Regions from separate parts of the Homo sapiens genome. Here region 1 is linked to region 2. Evidence: chromatin loops called from intact Hi-C (ENCODE). Cell type or tissue: PC-3. All regions are shown on one strand.

Evidence for each region. Hi-C counts contacts between places; a loop is a spot of excess contacts. Peaks named below come from ENCODE experiments on the same cell type or tissue, not always from the same donor. Only the 100,000 strongest peaks of a DNase experiment are listed, where the experiment ranks them.
Region 1: it touches region 2 in a loop (11-fold over the local background); 29 of 110 quality-filtered maps call a loop at or near these places.

The regions. Positions count from the first base shown.
Region 1 is chr2:525,429-533,428 of GRCh38, reverse strand. No RefSeq gene overlaps it. Among named protein-coding and RNA genes, the nearest start is that of LINC01875, 16 kb to the left of the region's middle. RefSeq lists enhancers at 5,069-5,590, 5,591-6,113. In PC-3, a CTCF peak has its summit at 3,810 (motif pointing left); a DNase peak (open chromatin) is centred at 3,868.
Region 2 is chr2:633,243-641,242 of GRCh38, reverse strand. No RefSeq gene overlaps it. Among named protein-coding and RNA genes, the nearest start is that of TMEM18-DT, 40 kb to the left of the region's middle. In PC-3, a CTCF peak has its summit at 4,061 (motif pointing right); DNase peaks (open chromatin) are centred at 3,262, 4,092 and 6,452; H3K27ac peaks cover 2,132 bases.

The DNA.
Region 1 (8,000 bases), 110 kb after region 2:
CTTGTTGGATTTTGGACTTGCTTGGGACCCATCGCCACTTTTTTCTTCCTTTTGGGAGAAAAGGGTAACTATGTCTGTCCCATCATTGTATTTTGGAAGCACATACTTAATTTAATGAATTTATCACTGCAGAGAAATTTTGCCTCAGAATAAGTAGTGTACCTCAAATCTCACCTATATTTGACTTAAATAATATTTTAATAAAACTTTGGACATTAGATTGCAAACTTGATGCTGAAATAAGTTAAAACTTTTTGGGCTGTTGGAATGAAATGAATGTCTTTGGTATGTGAGAAGGACATACATTTTGTGGGGCAAGAAAGCAAAATGCAATTAACTGAATATTTCCATCCCCCCAAATTCATATGTTGATGGTATTCAGAGGTGGGGCTTTTGGGAGAATTAGGTGATGAGCATGAAACCTTCATGAACTGAATGAGTGCCCTTATAAAAAGAGTCCAGGGAGCTGGCCAGTGCACTTTTCACCATGTGGGGTTACAAAGAAGTCAGCAGCCTGCAACTAGGAAGATGACCCTCACCAGAATTCAACCACGATGTCACTCTGGTCTCAGACTTCCAGCCTTCAGAACTGTGGGAAATAAAATTGTTGTTGTTGTTCAGCCACGTAGTTTATTGTATTTCATTATAGCAGCTGAACTGACTAAGTGCCCCAAAGTCTGAGTCTATTTATGTATCTTCATTCTTTTATTTTCTCTTTCTTGGACTGAATAATCTCACTTGAAATATCTTCAAGGTTGCTGATTCTCTCTTCTTCCATCTCAAACATGATGTTAAATCACTTTAGCAAGATTTTATTTCAGTCATTAAACTTTTCAACTCTAGAGTTGGAATTTAAAAAATTTCTTTTTTTCATTGGTATTATATATGTGGTGAGCCATTTATCTCCATGCTTGTTTAATTCTTTGGACATGATATCCTTTAGTTCTTTTATTAGACTTATATCTCATTTAAAGTATGTGTCTAGTAAATCTAACATCTGGGCTTCCTCAGGACAGTTTCTTTCCACTGTCTGCTTTCCTGGGGATGGGCCATACTTTCCTGTGTTATATGCATGCCTCATAATTCTTTGTTAAAACTAAATACATATATTTTTTAAATTTGTCCACTCTGGAAACTAAAGCTCCCAATCTGTGTGGTGTTGTTGCTCTTTGTTGTGGTTGCCATCATTGCTGTTGTTGCTATTTGCTTGTCAGTGATATTCCTGGTCTAATTCTGTAAAGTGCGTGTTCCCCACTTTGTGTGAACACAGAAGTCATGCTCAGTTATCTTCATTGTTAGCAAATGATTCAACCAAGATTTCTTAAGCCTCTTTCATCAATGTTTCCCACCCTTTGCAAAGGGGCTTCCAATGTGAGATGGGACATGCTGTCATTCAACACAGTGACTGTACGTCTATGCCTTGGCCTTCCCCTTTTCCTTGTGAAGAGCTTCAGGATCAGCCTAAGGTAAGAAATGGGGACTTGTGTCTTTTCTGAGTTGTACGCAGCTCTGCAGTCACATAGCTGTCTATATTCCCTGGAGCGTGCAGATGATTCTCAATGCCCTGTGGACATCTTACTTCCCAGATCTTCCTAGTAAGATTCTTGGCCATCCTCTTGTTTGCAACACTGGTATCACCTCTTTAAGTAAGTGCAATTGTAACAATTTCCATTGATTATTTTCAATAGATTCCCTGGACATAAAATAAGGATTTTCTCACTGAGTAAGGTCAAATAATGACAATTTCTGAGAATGTCACAAATACTTTCTGGTTGTTTGCTAATATGTTTATAGTGTTTTGTCATGAACTTGTGAAAATATTTTGAATAATCCAATTTATCAACCTTTTATTACATCTCAATTTTTAGTTGTAGATACAAAATCTTCTCTTACCCATGTTAAAGGGAAATTTACTCATTTCTTTTTTCTAGTGCATGTATGGTTTTGCTTTTTTACATTTAGTTTCCTAATACATTTGTAGTTTATTCTTGTGTATGGCATAAAATAAAGATCCAAGTTTACCTTTGTCCAAATGGAAAATTAGTTTTCCAGTACATTTATTAAGAACTCCATCTTTGTTTCAGTGATAAGAGATAGGATCTTTATTGTACACTAAATTTTTGTATTTTGGGGTCTATTTCTGGAAATTTATTTCATCCCACTGTTCTATTTTCTATCTATGTACCTGTACCACACTATGTAAATCATAGAGGTTGCATGGCATGTTTTAATGTCTGGTAGAACTAATCCATTTCCACCACTACCACCATGAGTGACTTTTTTGGTTTTTCAGTGTTTCTCTGGCTTGTCTCATGTTTGTTTCTTCATATGAAATAGATTTTTACAGAGGCCTGCAAAATACTCTCTGACGGTTTATTTTTTAATAATTTCATTTCAATACTTATTTCTCTTTGTGCATGTGTATCTGTACATCTACATCTATATCTGTATCTATGTCTATAGCTCACTTCGTATGTGTATGTCCTTTATTCTTGTTTGAGTTAGGTAGTGATTTGTGTATTTTGTTCATTTGAAAAATACGGAATTATTATTTATTAATGAAGGCTACTACTTTTCTAATTTCTACTTTATTCATTTTTTATCTATATTATTTCTTCATTTGAGCTTTCTTTGTTTACTTTGCTGTCTTTTTTAAACATTTGAGCTGATAATTTAATTCATTTTATTGTTTTATTTGTATTGAAAAAACATTAAGAACTATGGATTTTCCTCTGATTGCTGCTTTAAATATATCCCATATAGTATGATTTTTTGAGAAATTAAATACTTTCATATGTATTCATTAATTTCCCATCTTTGTCCCTAGCTTTGTTGTAATCTTAGCTTTCTAATTAGATATGTAAACAATACACCATTGGCCATTGATTGACGTTTTTACAAATATTTGTTGGTGAATGAAGGTTATCCTTTAGTATGTTATTCAAGAAATTCCAAAGTATACAGAATTCCCTAAGTTCTTGTATGTTTAAAACTTGAAGAAAGTCTTGGCTGAATATAATTTTTTTGCTTTACATTTTCTTTTTTATTTTAATTATGCTTCATTATTATCTTACACATTATTATGCCATGTAAATTATTTGATCTTTTGACCTGAAGGCTTTGAAGACTTTTTTCCTTGAGATCTAAGAGTTTTGTTGGGATGTATTGTTGTTGATCTATCTGGGTCAATTTTTCCTATTAATCTAGTGTATCTTTAAATACATAGACTAATAGCTTCTTTTATTTTGGGAAGGTTTTCTCAGATTATAATTTTAAATATTCGTTATATTAAATAGCTTTGTTGTTTTTGCCTTCATGGATTCCAATTATATGTATGTTGTTTCAACCTTTTCTCCATAATCATTTTCGCTTCTTCATTTTCTCATTTTCATTGTATTTCCCTACATTTATTCAATACATCTTGGTAAATTTTCATTTTAGGCTATTTTCCATGGTGCACTTTACTTTGCTTTCTATTTCTGAGATAACTTTGTTTTCAGCATTTTCATCCTGTGTTCAATCAACTGTCATTTCATACTCATTGTGGTTTTTCCTCTTTTTTTTTCATTTTTGTTTTACAGTGTCTAGATGTTTTCATATCTCACAAATAATTGTTTAAGGATAATTAATGTAGTTTGAAATATTAGGTTAAAATTTTATTCTGCTTCATGTTTCTTTTGGGGGTTTGAAGAGCAAACTGAATATTGTTTTTGGACTACTAATTTTAATGTAGTAGCTTTATTGAAATTAACATATTTTTAAAATTAATTTTATAGATTTGAGGGTGGTTTATAAGATTCCTAGTTCAATAGCACCCTCTTCTGTTCATGCAGTTAAGCATGGTTTCATTAATGGATTTCTGCTGCTCCTACTGCTGGTGGTAGAGGGAGGGCTTGTGTTCTCTTTGACCACGTGGGACTTGAAACGTTGATTTTTTTTCTTCCCCTATATCAGCTCCCAAAGAGTGCCTCTCCCTTAGTGCTTTTGCTTTCTTCTCCCCCACAAGCAATGCATTTTGAAGACTGCCCTTCAAATTATACTCACCTTAAGGTTCTTCCACTGCAGTCACTTCTTTAAAATATCAGAATACCTTTTCATTATTTTCACATTTAGGATGATTTTTCTCTTTAGGACTGTGATTTTAAATCAATCTTTAGCCTGATGCTAGCTTCGTTCTTCTTTCTTCTCTGTAGTTGTTTGTAAGCCCCTTTGCTCACTGCAAAGACTCTTGGAAGAAGCATACAAAAATCTTCCTTTAAAAAATTTTTTTTCTTACTTAGAAGTGACTTTAAGTTTGAGATAATTCTGTGTCCAGTATGTTGAGTGTTTCCTTTTCTTTTTAGATTCATATTATTGTTTTGTATTTTTGGAGATTATTTGTGAAGGTGTAGATTTCAGAAACTACCATTATTCCTGTTAAATATTTTAACAAAACAATATTTTGCTTTTTAAATAAAATATTTAAAATTTTTATTAATTTTAAGAAAATTTCAAAGATCAGAACACACACTTTATTAAAGAAGAAATACAAATAAATAAACGTGAAAAACATTGTTCCATATTATCAGTAATCTTAGGTAGCAGATTAAAACAATGATAGACCATGAAACATTTGTAAAGTCATTAAAAATGCATTGCCAGTGTTGGCCTAACACTGTTGGTCTCAGGCACTCCTAAGTATGATAACTGGAAGTCTCAGTATATGGTATGAATGTCAAAGATGTTCTTATATTTCATTTTAGCCATTTAACTTCCAGAAATTTATTGTGATCAAATAATAAACAATGAACACAATATTTATCTGTAATGGTGTTCTGAAGAACTGTTTATTGGCCAGAGTTGGAAATAAGAGTTGGTTAAATAAATCATGGTTCATATAATGCAAACTATGTACAGATCATGTTTAGAAAAATATTTAGGTATGATAAATATTAATCATAGTCTGTTAATAAAAAGCGTACAAAACAGTGTGCATACAAGCATTCCGTTTTTCTTTAAAAATTGTGTGTGTGTGCATGTAGAAGAAAACAAAATATTACCAATAATTTTATCATGCTTGTACTATTACTGTTGGGTTTTGTTTCATTTTTCTTTGTACTTTTAAGTTTGGCATATACATTTTTCAATGAAAATGCATAATTTTTAAAACAGAAACATGAATGAAAAACAGAAAACTTTCTAAATTCACTAGTTCTGAACAAAGAATTCATATAATTGTGACTTAATAGCACTCCTAGGTTATCCTATAAAATTAACTCATGTGTCTCTGTTATCTACTGTAAAAATTAAAGGAATCTCATATTAATTTATTGATGCCAGAATATGTATAAGACAAATATTTCACATGTTTATCTACTTTTAAAGATATATATAAAATTATTGATATAGATGGATTCTAGGAAGTGTTTTATAAGAAACAACAAAATACCTATCACTACTGAAATGCTTTGGTCTGCATCTGTGCAGCGCGGCCTTTTTCCACGTCCCTCAGTGTCGTGGCTCTAAGGTCATCAGGCTCTGAGGGCCAGGTCTGTCTGCTCACACCAGTGCCACATTCAGCACCACTGCCGGTTCCTCCAGCCCTGCGGTGCCTTTCTTTGTCCCCTTTGACCAGGGCTCCCAGCTGCCTCCCGGTCAATTGCGCTTGAATCAGGGGGCTCCTACCCACCTGCTGAGCTCCTAACACCTGTGCAGCCTGAACCACACGCTTTCAGTCTTAACCCTCCCTGCCCTGTCCTCCCTCCCTTCTAAATCCCCACGGTGTGGCCTCCAGGCTGCACTTCAGGCTCGGAACTCTGACTTGACGTTAGCAAGAAGCTATTGGGGATGTTTCTCCATGGGCCCAAGTCGACCCAACATTTATCTAATTCACCTGGGCTGTGCAGTGCCATCAGGTCTCCTGAGTCTGTTACAAACATGCGTTCATGCTAATCTGTTAGACACACACCACACACAACACATATCACACACCATACACACCACACACACAACACACACCCCACACCATACACCACACATCTCACATAGCACACACCACATATATCACACACCACACACCCCACACACTACACACACCACACACACCACGCACACTACATACATCACACACCACACACTACACACACGACACATCACACTCACCACACACCACACACACCACACATCACACACACCACACACACCACATACATCACGTCACACATACCACACGCCACACACGCCACACACACTACACATCATATACTACATGCACACATCACACACTGTGCACACCACACGCACCACACTGCACATACCACACACACCAGAGATCACACAAACACATCACACACCACACACACACCACACATCACACATCACACACCAGACACCACACACATCACACACACCACACATCACACACACCAAACATCACACACAGCACACACTAGACATCACATGCCACACACACCACACATTACACCCATCACACATATCACACACTAACATTACACACACCAAACACCACACATATCACACACCACAAAAACCACACACACCACACAGCACACACACACCACACAGCACAAACCACACACACCACACATTACAAACATCACACACACTACACACACCCTACCACACACACCACACACCCCACACACCACACAGCACACACACTCACACTGAGCAACTATTAATATAGTAAGTCGGCTGCTGAGTGCCTCACTATGGGAAAGGAGGGAGCCCCCTGATTTACTTGCCCTCAGACACTGGCTTATGACCTTCACCTGCCTCTATTGCCTATAATGACCAAGTTTTGTGTGATTTCGGCACACTAGTTAGTGCTTAGAGAATCTTCCAAAAGGCTTAAAAACAGCTTGTTACCAACGGGAATTAGGTCCAGGCAAAATACAAAATAAAATAAAATCAGTCAGAAAACTATACAACTGTGAGAAGAAAACGGATTCCTATATATCTAGAACACTCAAGTTTAATACATATTTTCACTTTTTACATAGGGAATATTTTTACCTTTCTGAAAAGCATGGAGAATAATTTTATAGTAATTTGCCAACTACTTGGAAAAAGACAGAAACACCTGAAAATTTAACTTGTTTTCTTCTGATCTTTTTTAAAGAAAATAAAACAAAGCAACACTAGTATTCATATAAACTCCCCCAATTTCATTCCCAGCATCCCTTCCCCAGAGATAATCACTATAATGTGAAGTTGGTAAGTACCTGCTTTGTAAAGTGCTTTATGCTTTGACTATACATGCAAGAAGAAGTTGACTTAAAACTAAGAGTTACATATGTATACATACATCCGCATTGCTGTGGGTAAGTTTACATGCCCCCACATGCGAACGGGCACAGGCGAGTACAGGCCGTTCCTTGTTCACTGCTGTGTGATACTCCACTCTCTGTTGCTCACCGTTTTCATCTATGTCCCTGTCCATGGACACTGGCCTGCCCACGTTTTTGGTTCTGTGGCCCATGCTGCACCATGCACCCTTAGCCTGGGCTCCTTGTGCCTGACATGAGCCCCTGCAGGGAAGAGTGGCTGGGCCTTGGTCCTGCATAGGCACTCCTCCAGATTTCCCTTCCTGAAGCCCCCCGGCAGGTCAGAGCTCCTGCTGTTGAACAGGCAGGGCCCGTACGGGGGCTCAGGCGCGAGGTGTCTGGTCTCAGAGTATCTGTGTAGTCCCGGGCCAGCTCCTCGTGGAGGTCTTGGCCTCAGCTACCCTGGTGCAGTCCTGGGCCAGCTCCCTGTGGAAGTCTTGGCCTCAGTTTTCCCGGTGTGGTCTTCGGCCAGCTCCCCATGGAGGTCTTGGCCTCAGTTTCCCCTGTGCTGCTTTTCTCATCGTGACTGGTTGCTTTCATGGCAGGCACTGGCCTTGTCAGCGCTGTGTCACAGCCACACCTCCTCGTCATAAGCCGGGCTTCGGGGGAGCTCTGGGCTCTGTTCTTGGTTCCCTCTGAAATGTGCCCTGGCTCCTGTATTGGATCCGGCTCTTA
Region 2 (8,000 bases):
GTGTACATGGGTGTGTGTGCACATGTGCATGTATGTATAAATGTGTACAAGTGTGTATGTGTGTGCATGTATGTATATATGTGTGTTCATGTGGGTGTGTGTATGGGTGTGTGCACATGTGCATTTATGTATAAATGTGTACAATAGTATATGTGTGTGCTTGTGTGTATATATGTGTTCATGTGGGTGCATATGTGTTTATATGGGTGCATGTGCACATGTGCATGTATGCATAAATGTGTAAAAGTGTGTATGTGTGTGCATGTGTAGGTAGTATGTATGTGTGTTTATATGGGTGTGTGCACACATGCATGTATGTATAAAAGTGTACAATTGTGTATGTGTATTTGTATACATACACATGTTCATATGGGTGTGTATATGTGAATATGGGTGTGTGTGCACATATGCATGTATGTATAAATGTGTATAAGTATGCATGTGCATGTGTGTATATATCTGCATATATGGGTGTGTGTGCACCTGTGTACAAGTGTGTATATGTGTGCATGCTGTATATGTGTTCATGTGTGTGTATTGGTGTCTGTGAGCTTGTGTGCATATGTGTATATATGTGGTGGGTGGTGTGCCTATGTCTATGGATATGTGAAATTTTCTTTGGGTAATTTTTGGAAGCACAACTTTAAGCAATGAATCTCTAAAATGTGCATAGATTCAGCCACAGAAATATAGCACATTAATATAGCAGCAGGCATTAAAACTTAATTTTAAAAGCTATTTGATTAGCTTAAGCTCTTTGAGCTAATTGCAATCCTGAGATTTTTTTGGAGACTTAGCTTGTGTGTTAAGATAAAACCATGTATAGAAAGTTTGTTTCACATGCTGACTAAATTAAAGACACCTGGAATTCTAGGACATTGACAACATTAATGTTCAGATGCATTTTCTTTGTCAAAATTAACTGTCTCTCTCATCCTGCGAGGTCTGGGGTTCACTCTTGTGATGAGGCCCAGTTACTAGCACCTCTAAATGTAGAGTAATTTATTAGAATTTAAGAACCTCATCCAAAAATGTCTTTGAACCACCTAGTTCCAGCCAAGAGTTCTGGGATTTGGTCAATTACCCTCATTTACATCTCCTCTGGGGCGTTTAAGACAAAGAACTGAGATGCCCTCACGGGTGCAGGTTAATGTGACTGTGCCTCACAGTTTTGTTTGTTTTCTAAGAGTTGCCATATTTTGTGAGCAGATCCAAAAGGCTCCGTTCCACTGTTTTTCTGTGGCTTGGTGGCCTCCAGCTTCCCTGGCAGTCACAAGCATGGCTGTGGGTGCAGACATGCAATCCTCAACAGCACCTTGGCGGCTCACTCGTTTGATTCTCTGCAGGTGAGACTGCCAATATTCTACAGTTTGTATTCTACAAAATCAGCACCTTGGGAATGATTCCAGCTAATACAGCAGACATTAAAGATACAAGCCCGGTGTCTCCACGGGTGAGACAGTCACGGGGGATGCTGGAGAGAGGGCAGAGCTCTTGGGTTCTTCCTGGCATCCATTTGAGGACTGTGTACTCACAATGTTAACTCACACAGTTGATGTTCTCATTAATTCAAGACCCTAGAACTGCCAGACTGAGAGGAACAACCAGGGTTTCCCCATCAAGTCAATGTCTTAGTTAACCTGTGCTTCTTTATTTTGAGCAAAAGTAGGGATTGTTTTCTCTGGAGATTAGAGGTTCCTAATTTTGTGCACACCTACTGACAGTTCGTCATATCTATACATACGCATATGTGTTCATGGGCCACATAACATTTCGGTAAAGAATGGGCTGCATATACTGAAAATCCCTGCTGCCCAGGACAGATGCAGCCATTGTAACCATGCTAAGGTCCCAATACAACACTTTCCTTACGTGTGGGTGCTGACGCTGGTGTAAACAAACCTGTCGCACTGCTAGTTGTATAAAAGTGTAGCACACACAACTATGTACAGTATGATTAATAATAAATGACTGTGTCGCTCTTTCATGTATCTATTATTCTACAGGGGTTCCCAATCCCCAGGCCGTAAACCAGTACCAGCCTGTGGCCTGTTAGGAACTGTGGCACAGCAGGAGGTGAATGGCATGTGAGTGAGTGTCACTGCCTGAGCTCTGCCTCCTGTCAGATCAGCAGCGGCACTGGATTCTCACAGGAGAATCCAGTGAGAGCCCTGTTGTGAAAAGTGCATGAGAGGGATCTAGGTTGTGCACTCCTTATGAGAATCTAATGCCTGATGATCTGAGCTGGAACTGTTTTATCCAGAAACCATTCCCCTCAACTCTGGTCCATGGAAAAACTGTCTTCCACAAAACCAGTCCCTGGTTCCAAGAAGGTTGGGGACTGCTGCTACACTATATTTTTAGCATTATTTTAGAATGTACCCCTTCTACTTAAAAAAAAAAACTGGTTAACAGTCAAACAGTCTGCGGCAGACCCTTCGGGGAGGATTCCAGAAGAAGGCATTAGAGATGACAGCGCCATGTGTGTTACTGCCCCTGAGGACCTTCCAGGGAACAAGATGTGGAGGGTTAGGGTTAGGATAGTGATGTTGACGATCCTGACCCTGTGTAGGCCTAGGTTAATGTGTGTGTTTGTGTCTCAGATTTTAACAAAAAAGGTTAAAAAAAGTAAAAGTAAAAATAAAATTAAAAAAGCTTATAGAACAAGGATATAAAGAAAGAAAATATTTTTGTACATCTGTACAATGTGTTTGTGTTTTAAGCCAAGTGTTATTACAAAGAGTCAAAAAGATTAAAAACTTAAAAGTTTATAAAGTAAAAAGTTATTTCATTAAGGTTAAGCTAAGCTTAATTTATTATTGAGAAAAGAGAAATATTTGCGATGAACTGAGTGTTGCCTAAGTGTACAGTGTATATAAAGTCAACAGTAGTGGACAGAAATGTCTGAGAGTCTAGGCCTTCACAGACACTCACCACTCACTCACCAACACCCAGAGCAACAACTTCCATCCTGCAAGCTCCTTTCGTGGTAAGTGCCCTATACAGGTGCACCATGTTTATCTTTTATACCATATTTTTACTGCACCTCTTCTACGTGTAGCTATGTTTAGATACACACTCTCCACTGTGTTACAGCTCCCTGCAGTTCCAGCACAGCCATCTGCTGTACAGGTTCGTAGCCTAGGAGCACGAGGCTACACCTTATGGCTGAGGTGTGTCATAGGCTGTAACTTCTAGACTCTGTTCACATATACCCTATGATGTTTTGATGTTTGCACAATGACAAAATTGCCTAACAATGCATTTCTCAGAATGTACCCCCAGCGTTAAGCAATGCATGACTGTACACATAAAACCTATACAACCAGGAATCAAGTGGCCAAGGCTAGAAGCACATGTGTCCAGCCATGCGTAGAAGCAACACAGAGTTTCTACTGACACCGAACTTCACTTGAGTTTCGAGGCCCTGCAAAAGGATGGTCAAGAAGCTCCACCCTCCACGTTCCAGAAATGGTTCCCTGCGAAGATCACCTTCCTCGCAGGTCGTAGAGGAGACCCAGGGGTCCTCTTTCTACCCGGGCAGGCCAAGCTCAGACCTTCCAAATTCCCTGTTCTTGTCTCACAAGTAACTGACCACGGTGGACGAGACACCCACAGTGACGGAGCCATCCAGTGCTCCGTACAGGGAGTAGCAAGCCCTGGCCTGCTTCTCCAAGCGTCTGCTAACCCCAGCCTAAGACCCCTCCCGCTGACCATCTCGCCCATCCTCCCCCATAGGGCGTCGCTCTGGCGGTGGTCATTCCTTCTCATATCAGAGAAGCACATGTCTTCCTGAGTGGGAGACGCTTCGGGGTCTCCTGGCTGGAACCTCTCCCTGTTGAGAGAACCCTTCCTTACCTGAGTTCAGATGTGTTATTTTATTGGACACAGCACCACCTAGATATGTCCTATTTATCTGCAAGGCAAGTGCAAGAAAACCTGCTAAGATAATATGTGTGATGCAATCTGCATATTGCAATGTTTTAGTTTTTTCCCATTTTATAGTCAATAACTTGGGCTTCATTTTCCGTTCTCTAAAATGAGGGCTGAGAAGAGTTAGGCAGCATGTCAGCGCTAGGTGGCGCCCGAGGATTTTTCTTTTAACAAATGATCCCAAATGTTCTGGAATTCGCGGTTCTTCCCGCCCAAAGCGCCGCCGCGTCCAAGGGCGGTTACCACACCGCGTGCCAGGGCGCGTCTTCCCTCCCGTGGGCCTCGCAGCGGTCCGGGCAGGTGGCTGAGGGTGGCCCGTGTTCGTCTTTCCCAGCTTTGTGGAGGTGTAGCTGGGCCTGTGGGCACACGGACGCCCTCCCGATTGCGCTGATGGGCCCGGGGACGGTCCCTGTGTCCCTGGAGCTGACAGAGCCGCCATGCGCGGCCGAGGACTCTGCGGATTCACCCTGTTCCAGGCTGCGCCGACTCCGCTCGCTTCACGTGTGCTGTTTCCTCACAAGTCGGGCCGGACGCGGATACACCCGCCTCCGTAGGCCTGAGCGAGCCTGAGCCCCTGGGCGCGCCGGGTCCCCGCCGAGGAAACGTCCCATGTGGAGACACGAGGCTGCTGTGGACGCGCCTCCTCCCTCTTCCCCGGCGCGGCTCCCCCGCACTGGCGCTGTGGACTCGGTGCGGCTCCTCCGCAGCGACAAAATGGAGTCATCAGGCCACGCTGCTGCGATGGAACCCGAGGCCTGCGGGGCCGGCAGAGCCCGCGGCGTGTTGGCCCTGCTCCTCAGAGGGGCCGGTGAGGGGCCTGTCTCCCCGGGGTGGGCCGGAGCCAGGATGACCGAGCATCGCAGCCGCGTGGACGGACCCGGGGTCAGGGCCCCGGCTGGACGGTGAATCCGGGCGCCTGGAGCAGCGCAGACCCCACGGGCCTGTGGGGTTGCTGGACCTTTTAACCGCGTCCCGGGCCGGGGGTCCACATCCCAGTTCCGACTGCAGCGCCACCTGCGTCCCGGCCTTGGGGGCCACCGTTTCCCTCCTGGGACGGACGGCGCCATCCCTCCGCCTCGGCTCCAACAGCTGGGGACGGCGGGGAAAGTGGCAGCCAGCGGCGTCCGGGGCCACCTGGGACCGGGCTTGTCACCTCGCATTCCAGAAAACACAAAGCCCTGAGCGCCGGGGGACTTTCTCTAAAAACACAGTTGGCCACGCCTCACTGAGTAATTCGTGCTTCTTCATTTTAACAAGACGGATCATTCGTACACCAGCCAGACCTCACTCCAGCCCTAAAAGTAACCGTAACTGTAAAAAATATCCAACAAAGCTAGATGTGAAAACTGGTATGAACTGTTAAAACAAGCATAATTTTATTTGGCTTAATTGCTAAATACACTTATATGTATTGCATAATATGCTCGATATTATACAAATATGTTTACTGAAGAGATAGCAAATGTCATATGCCAAGGCCAAATCAATTGGGGACATGAGGTATTATTGTCCATGTTAACTTTTTAAGCAAAATATATTCACCTTCAGCTAAAATTTTCATTTAAAAAAGTTAAAGATACCGTCAATAAGAGGATTATAAAGCTCTTTTGACTCATGAGTAATGAAAAGCAACCTCAACATATAAAAGGAATTTTAGCCATTGTGAAATAATATAATATATATTTAAAGCTGTGATTTTTTTAAATCAGCTTTCCTGCAATAGCATATTTAATGTGTCAATGATAGATATTTAAGGTAGCAGAATTAAAATATTAGTAATATGGACGTAATCATGCTTAAAATCTTAATGTTTTAAGACATTTTTCATCAAAATAGGTAACCTCAGTACTTTGCAATTATAAACAATGAGGTGTATAGTATGTACTTTGTTATTATTGTAATAAATGTTAGCTAAAGGATAAACCTTACTTATCTTCCCACCTAATATATTACTCATGAATTGAACTTTCAAGCAAGGGTGGCAGAAAATAAAACAGAAGAGGCGAATGTTAGCTTCCTGCAATCCCATGTGTGTGGGAAATGTGCGTCTAGCGGCAGGCTGTGATTACTGCTTAATGAAGGCTGATATAAACCTCACCCCATGCCTGCCGGAAACAGATTCATTCACACGATGCTCCAGCCTGGGACCAAGGCACGCAGTGCACAAGCAGCAAGGTTGGGAAATGCTCCTGGAAGCAAAAGTCTAAAAACCTGGGCACGAAATGGATGGGATATTCAGGTTTGTCACACGCAACTGGATGGAATTAAAATAAGTGACGTGAATTGACATACTGAAAAATTCAGCGTGATGTGTAATGAGGAAGATGATGTCAGTAGGAAAACACAGAGACCTGAGCCAGTTGTAGGGATGAACGAGAAATAGGCCCCAGCATAAGTCACCCGAATCCCTGTGCTCCCAGCTGTGGACTTCTGCCCTTCCCCTCCCTTCTCCTGTCTCTTTCTCAGTCTCGGCCTTGGTCTGTCGCCTGTAACAAGAACTTTCAGTCAACTTCCAATCAAAGGCACCTAAATCACAGTCACTGAAGCAAGGACAAAGTGCCTGAGTCATACATTAAAGGAGTGGCAGGAATCTTGGCTAAGGGAGTCACTTCGAATTAATACAGAAATGCACATAAATATAAACACATAGCTGGGCGCAGTGGCTCACACCTGTAATCCTAGTACTTTGGGAGGCCGAGGTGGGAAGATCAGTTGAGGTCAGGCGTTCAAGACCAGCCTGGCCAACTTGATGAAACCCTGTTTCTACTAAAAATACACACGAAAAATTAGCTGGGCATGGTGGCACACGCCTGTAATCCCAGCTACTCAGGAGCCTGAGGCAGGAGAATTGCTTGAACCCAGGAAGCAGAGGTTTTAGTGAGCCGAGATCGCGCCACTGCACTCCAGTCTTGGCGACAGAGTGAGACTCTGTCCCAAAATAAATAAATACAGATAGATATGCATGCAGATGGTCAGAGTGCCTGCTGCTATCCCTGGGGGCCGGGCTCAAGTCTCCCTGTGGTATCTGCCGAGTCTCCCAGGCGCATGCCTGTGTCTGCTGCTTCCCCGCTCGGCTGCCGACCCTCAGGTGCTTTTCTGCACCATGTGCTGTGAGAAGCTGGGGCACTGGGGGTCAGGACCAGACCCATCCATGTTCCTAGGCCTCCCTGGAGCACCCAGCACCCTACATTGATGATAAGGAATACCTGCATCTGCATATTTCTATAACTTCATGATGTTCTTCTGTATCTGGCGATGTCATTAGCAGCTATCCCTTCAAAGGTGAACTCACTCAATTCAGTAATTACAGAGGAAGAAAACTGAGACGAGACCGTGATGGGACTGGTGGGTGAAGAGACGACTGACAGCACTGTCTGTGGGCACCAGGCCCTTAGACCCCTCAGACACTGCTTGGCTTCATTCATTTATCCCATCAGCAAATGCTGACTGACATTTTATTTTTCTTACCTCTGTTTCTCTTACCACATAAGAGGTGGTAAAACAAACAGAGGTAAGAAAAATAAAAATGTTTTCCTCCCTTGGGAGCAGACCTTCTCTAAGAAGGAATTAAATGATAAAGACACACAAACACAATGAAGCAGGGTAGCTGCGGATTGTGACAGCTCTCTAAGAAATAAGCCGGGGCCATGATGGAAGGGGGTGGGGATCCTTGAGATGAGATCAAGGACAAAAAGGAAGTCGTGGGACAACTAAGTGGAAAACAGTCCAGGCCAAAGGAAGCCAAGGGAGAGCAACATCCCCACCACAGCGGGGGGTTTCAGGGACACTGGAGAGGGGGCATCATATGATCATGTAGGTTTCTTAGGAAACGGAAGGACATTGGATTATATAGCTCAAGAGAATTGGAGAAAACTTGGAGGGTTTCAGTAGGGACAGGACATGATTATATTTAATTCAAAAATGCCACCCTGGTTTGTATCAGGCACAGATTGCAGAGACCTAGTGCAGGACCAGAGGTGACAGATGGGGTGAGGTGCACCCGGTTATGTAGATGGTGATGTATGGTATTAAAATGTGTGTAGTAGAAAAGAAGAAAGGCCGATAAT